2 separate regions of the Homo sapiens genome follow, and region 1 is linked to region 2. Evidence: chromatin loops called from intact Hi-C (ENCODE). Cell type or tissue: PC-9. All regions are shown on one strand. Links, peaks and the distances in the headings refer to the core of each region. The heading gives the core; the rest is flanking DNA.

Region 1 (2,903 bases), core at 141-2,640, 58 kb after region 2:
CTCCCTCTCCTGCCATCGCCTCAAAACTCCAGGGGTCTTCCCAGCACTCTGGTGGGGGAAGGGTGCCTGCAGCATGCACACATGTGCAAGGGGTCCTTCGTCCACAGCGGTGAGCACGAGGACCCCAGAACCCAGCCTGGTGGTCCCTTTTGTCCTGGGCTTGCAGCTCCTGGCTGCAAGGGTTCACGCTCTCTGGAGCATGGGATGGCCAGGTCTTCTTATGTTGTTCTCCATCTTCCTGGAGTTGCGAAGGGACCCGTATAGAAGACTCTCTCCTCCACCCAGGGCCAGGGTGTGAGGATCTCTTTTCACCCTGAAGCATTCTCTGTCTCCAAATCCTTTCCTCTTGGGAACAAAAGAGCTTTTGGAAACAAAAGCCAGGAAGCTCTGCCACAAACCTTCCCAGAGGCAAAGGAGCCAGAGCTGGGAGAAGATATAAATTGGTATCTAAAAAAAAACCACCCTGCTACATGCACTTAGAAAAATTCTTATTTTTAATCTGTCTTTTGAGTAGGTAGCACATATACATGGTATAAAATGCCTCCCTCTCCTGTCTTCCAGCGCACACAATTCTCCCTAGAAGAAAAGATTATAACTGGCTTCTTAGATTCCATTTCAGAGATAATCTCTGCATACAAGAGTCTATCCATAAATATGCATTTATATATATTTTTATATCTATACCCTCACACAGATGGGAGCACACAGTTCCTTTCTTTGTGCACCTTGCTTTTCTCAGATGTTGATACTAGATCATGATTGTCTCCTTAGCTCAGTATGCTTAGAGGTGAGTTGTTTTTTGCAATGGGCATGTGCAATTTCACTGTGGTCCAATTTATTTAATCTGTCCCCTACTGGTGGACATATAGGTGCTTCCTGTCTTTTGCTGTTGTAAAAGCAATGTGGCAATGGTTAGCACTGTACATATGTCCTTTTGCACATGGGCTTGGAATTGCTGGGTCAAAGGCATTTTGCATGTTGAATGACATTGCCAAATGGCCCTTCACAGAGGCTATACTGATGTTTACTCTCACCAGCAATGAATGAAGAGATCGTTTTTCCACACCCTGGCCCATAGTGTGTCACAACTGCCAGTCTGACAGGTGGAAAAAAAAAAGTTGTCTTAGGGTAATTTCAATGAGCCTTCCTCTAGTTTAGGGTTCTAAGGTTGAGCACCTTTTTCCTATGTGTGAGAGCCATTCCTAGGCCCTGTGCTGGATGCCGCACACACTTGGCAGGGGTTACTGTGCAGGTGCGCATGGGCTGGAGTGTGCCACTGCATTCCTTTGTGTATGTGCTGTTCCAGGCAGGGCCAGGGTGGACTTGACAGGGGATCATTAGGGGGTCAGGCTAACAGCCTAAGAAGTTCCTGCTATGAGTAGCCTCTTCCCACTCTTTCTTCCCTGCCAAGAGTCTCCCTGAGGAGGCAGGGCTGTGGCGTGAAGGGATTAGTAAGAGCAAAGAGACCATTCCTTTCTTACTCCCCTCCTTCAGGACGATGAAGAGCCCTGACCTGGTGACCTGGGTTCAAGTACCCAGCCCTCCACTTACATCTTGAGAGAAATCACTTTACCTTTCCAATCCTTGGTTTTCTCATCTTTAAGATGGGGAGAGTACTCCTGACCTCACAGGATGAATGTGAAGATTGCCTGAGACACCGGATGAGGACTAGAAACTCAGGACCAGTCTTAGGGCTGTGTTTGTTGCAAAGGAGTCTGTAGGGGAACACCAGGGTTTGGGATTTCATGTCCCTCTAGCATCCCTGTGTCGTGGTGGCAGAGTTTTCTCATGGTTGTATACCTGGAAATTTCACTGGGCCCGATTCAGGATGGCACCTCTGATCTGAACTGGGATCCCCCATGAGAACTGTTCCTCCGAACTAACCCCGTGTTCACTTGGGGTATCTAACAACATGTTCTCAAGGGGCAGGGTTTAGGGCATAGGCCCTCGCAAGGGCCAGGCCCTGGTCTGGGGTAGTGTCTCTGTGAAAGGCTCACTGGGCCGTTGAAGGTTTGAACACATCACCTTAGCCTGGTTAGTCAGATGAATCCAGGTGGACGTGATTAGATTCTGACCCTGAAAGCGTTAAGGAGTCATGGAGGGACCTCAGCCACCAGCTCCCCCAGACTCTGGATGAAACTTCCCTCCCCAGCACCCTGCTACGTGGTCACTTATATAACTTGCTTGTCTAACCTCAGTGAAGGAGAACAGCCTGCTTGCAGGTCAGCACAGGTCACTCTTGAACTGTTGTAAACATTTCCTAGGTTGTGCTAAAACTTGGAATGGCTCTCCAGAAACCACCCCAACCCTTATTTGTCCTGGCTTTGCCCTCTGCTCCCTTGACCCACACGAGGCTCAGCATAGATTTGCAGGCAGCTGCTGCTCTTCTCCAGGCTGGGTCTCTCAACCTCCTGAGCCCCTTTCTATAGCTTTCCTGCTCTGTTATTGGGCATCAGACATACCCTCAGCAGGGCCTGAGCTGCAGGGGCAGGGCAGGGATGTCTCCCTCTCATTTTGAACTGAGATCTCTGGTTTGTGCAGCCTTAGAGGTTGAGAAGTAACTGTGGCAGCCCCACTACCCTGACTCAAGCTGTTTGTAGCCTTTGGTCATGTGACTGATCTTGGGCACATGACCTAGGTCTTTGTCATTGACCCGACCTTGGTCACATGACCTACTCTTGGTCATGTGATCCCAGGGGCTTGAGAGATCTTTGAAGGCAGATGCTGTGTCTGATTGGTCTTGGTGTTTTCAGCCTTGACACAAGTTTGGGCAATAACCAATAGGGTGGGAATAGGCAAGTGGTATTGAGTTCATTGTTTTTTTTTTTTAAGTCCTTGGAAGGCTTACTTTATTTTTATTTTATTTTATTATTTTATTTTTTGAGATAGGGTTTCACTCTTAT
Region 2 (2,903 bases), core at 154-2,653:
CAGGAGAATCCAGGTACAAGAGAAATTGTTATCGGGGCCCAGAGAGGATGAGATAGATCTTCAGAAGGTGAATCCAGATGGGTTATTACCAGTTCTCAATCTCTAGGGGAGATTTCAGTTACACAGAAAGGCATCATTTATGGTGGCCCCAGTCTAACCAGCAACAGGGAGGTGGGGGCAGGGGTGGGGAGGATTCAGAAGCTCTGAGTAGGAGGGACAATTTACAGTACAGAGCTCCCCACGGAGCAGAGAGGCCAGTGAGTGGCTTGAGACAGACAGTGAAGGCTGGGTTTCTCTGGGAGATGGGCCCTAAAGGCTGGCACAGTTTGTATAGAAAGGTGGCCAGGGGCTCGGTGCGGTGGTTCGTGCCTGTAATCCCAGCACTTTGGGACGCCGAGGCGGGCAGATCACGAGGTCAGGAGATCGAGACCATCCTGGCTAACACGGTGAAACCCCGTCTCTACTAAAAATACAAAAACAAAATTAGCCAGGCGTGATGGTGGGCGCCTGTAGTCCCAGCTTCTTGAGAGGCTGAGGCGAGAGAATGGCATGAACCCAGGAGTCAGAGCTTGCAGTGAGCCGAGATCGTGCCGTTGCACTCCAGCCTGGGCTACAGAGCGAGACTCCGTCTCAAAAAAAAAAAAAAAAAAAAAAGAAAAAGAAAGGTGGCCAGGGGCCGGCTTCCAGGTGGGGGTAGTGGCTTGAACAAAGGCTAGGAGGATGGAAAGGAAGAGGCACATGTGTAAGTGTGGGAGGACTGCTATGGGTAGGGGTGGAAGGTGGGTAGGAAGTGCCCAAAAGTAAAGAAACCTGGCTGGAGCGGAAGAATGCAGAGGGCTAAAAGGAACTCCAAAGAGCATGAAGACAGGAGTGCCGGGGTAAGACTTGGCACTGTGTTTCGACAGATCCCTCTGGCTGGGACGCCAGGGCTCCTGGGAAGCTGGAGAGAGGCCAGCCTGGTGGAGCTGCCTTTGTTGGGAAGGGTTGATTCTGACTCCTGCCAGCCACACTGCCCCTCCCTTCCTGTCTACCTCCCTGTGCCCCTCCCTCTGCACCCCAACAGGCTGCCCCTCTCTCCCACTGAGAGAATGAGGGTAGGGGGTGGGGGCCAGGTCCCCAGGTTAGGCAGGAGCAGAGTGAACAGCCTAGAGGGTCTTGGCACCTCTCAGGCTGGGGCAGGAATATCTGCAGAGACAGAGCCGAGGCCACAGGGTTGGGCCTCCCAGGCTGGAGGAACCAGTTTATTCTCCTCTCAGGTGTTAGCCTCTGCTCTGAGGGGTGTAGCTGGCAGGCTTCCATGTGGCAAACCTAGTAATTTGAGTCAGTAAAGTACTGATCCTACGGTGTTAGGATGGGAGGGAACATTTCGATACTCATGTTCCAAGTCCTCGTTAACAATGGGTCGCTGAGGGCCCGTGAGAGGTAGGTATTTGGCCAACGTCACAGAAGAAGGTGACGGCAGAGCCTGGGTTTCCAGAGTTTGGACCTTGCTCTGCTGAGTCAGCCTCCTTTGGGGTCCTCCTGGAGTGGGGCGTGTGCTCTCACATCCTCCCAAAGCGAGACTTCTCCTGGGCCCCTTACTCTGTGGCTCCCAGGGGCAGTGACTAGTGGCTGGATCACTCAGAGGAGGAAACATCTGGAAGCTTGGAAAGGGGACTAGCGCAGATTAAAAAAAAAAAAATTTTTTTAATACTTTTTTTTTCATAACGATGGGGGTCTCATTACGTTGCCCAGGCTGGTCTCAAACTCTGGGCCTCAAGTAATCCTTCCTGCTTTGGCTTCCCAAAGTACTGGAATTACAGGCATGAGCCATCATACCTGGACAACGCTGGGATTCTTAAATCTTTGGGGAGGTGCCAGAGGATTTGAGGCATGACTCTGAGAAACTCCCAGCCCTAGGGCACCGATTACTCTACTGTGTATCTTGGGACGGGCATTGCATCCTGCAAGGAGATGGTAAACTCACTTTCTTTGGTCCCCAATGGGAAGGTTATGGTCAAATATGGTCAAATCAGACACCAGTGTCCAGACTCCAGGCTTTTCTTTTTTTTTTTTGAGATGGAGTCTCGCTCTGTCGCCGAAGCTGGAGTGCAGTGGCGCGATCTCAGCTCAGCTCACGGCAAGCTCCACCTCCCGGGTTCACGCCATTCTCCCGCCTCAGCCTCCTGAGTAGCTGGGACTACAGGTGACTGCCACCATGCCCGGCTAATTTTTTGTATTTTTAGTAGACACGGGGTTTCACCGTGTTAGCCAGGATGGTCTCAATCTCCTGACCTCGTGATCCGCCTGCCTTGGCCTCCCAAAGTGCTGGGATTACAGGTGTGAGCCACCGTGCCTGGCCAGACTCCAGGCTTTTCAAAAGCTTTCCCGCAGTCTGGGGTGTGCTGGAACTTGGATGGCCTCACGTTCCTATGCAAATACGCCGACCTCTGTGAAATCACCTATCCCAGCAGCAGACCTGGCAGGTCCCAGCCTGAGACGTTTGTTGCCGCTCAGTTCTGGCTGTGGTGTCCTTGTTTGAGCCAAGGATGGTGCAGCTCAAACAGAGAGGTTCCACCTCAAGCCTGTGACCCTGGGCCTGGAACCCCTTATCCCCCATTTGAGGCCTCTGTGACTTGACCTGTGTTTGGAAGTCCAGTGTGGCAGGACACAGAATACGAGGACATGGCTGGACAGTGTCCCTGCCCCAGCCACTTGCCTGGGCCATGTCTGGGTCAGATTGGCCAGAAGCTGTGATGTTTTCTCACATACATCTTCATATGTTATGAGACTTCATGGCTGGAGGTGGCCTGGTTCTCCTGTTCTACCTGTTAAGCAGGTTGGGAGACAGAGACCAGACCCTTTCAGTCAAGGGTCCCTCTTTGAGATCCGGCATCCTTTCCCCTTTCAAGGACAGAGTGTGA

The links. A loop is a pair of places that touch in the nucleus more often than their neighbours do. Peaks named below come from ENCODE experiments on the same cell type or tissue, not always from the same donor. Only the 100,000 strongest peaks of a DNase experiment are listed, where the experiment ranks them.
Region 1: it touches region 2 in a loop (5-fold over the local background); 12 of 110 quality-filtered maps call a loop at or near these places.

Annotation. Positions count from the first base shown.
Region 1 is chr17:6,492,837-6,495,739 of GRCh38, reverse strand. The region is part of intron 4 of PITPNM3 (PITPNM family member 3); the gene reads left to right. Among named protein-coding and RNA genes, the nearest start is that of PIMREG, 50 kb to the right of the region's middle. RefSeq lists an enhancer at 2,308-2,809. In PC-9, for the core only: no CTCF peak of the experiment used is centred there; a DNase peak (open chromatin) is centred at 1,279.
Region 2 is chr17:6,550,514-6,553,416 of GRCh38, reverse strand. The region is part of intron 1 of PITPNM3 (PITPNM family member 3); the gene reads left to right. Among named protein-coding and RNA genes, the nearest start is that of PITPNM3, 4.6 kb to the left of the region's middle. In PC-9, for the core only: no CTCF peak of the experiment used is centred there; DNase peaks (open chromatin) are centred at 936, 1,366 and 1,856; H3K4me3 peaks cover 1,006 bases; H3K27ac peaks cover 1,915 bases.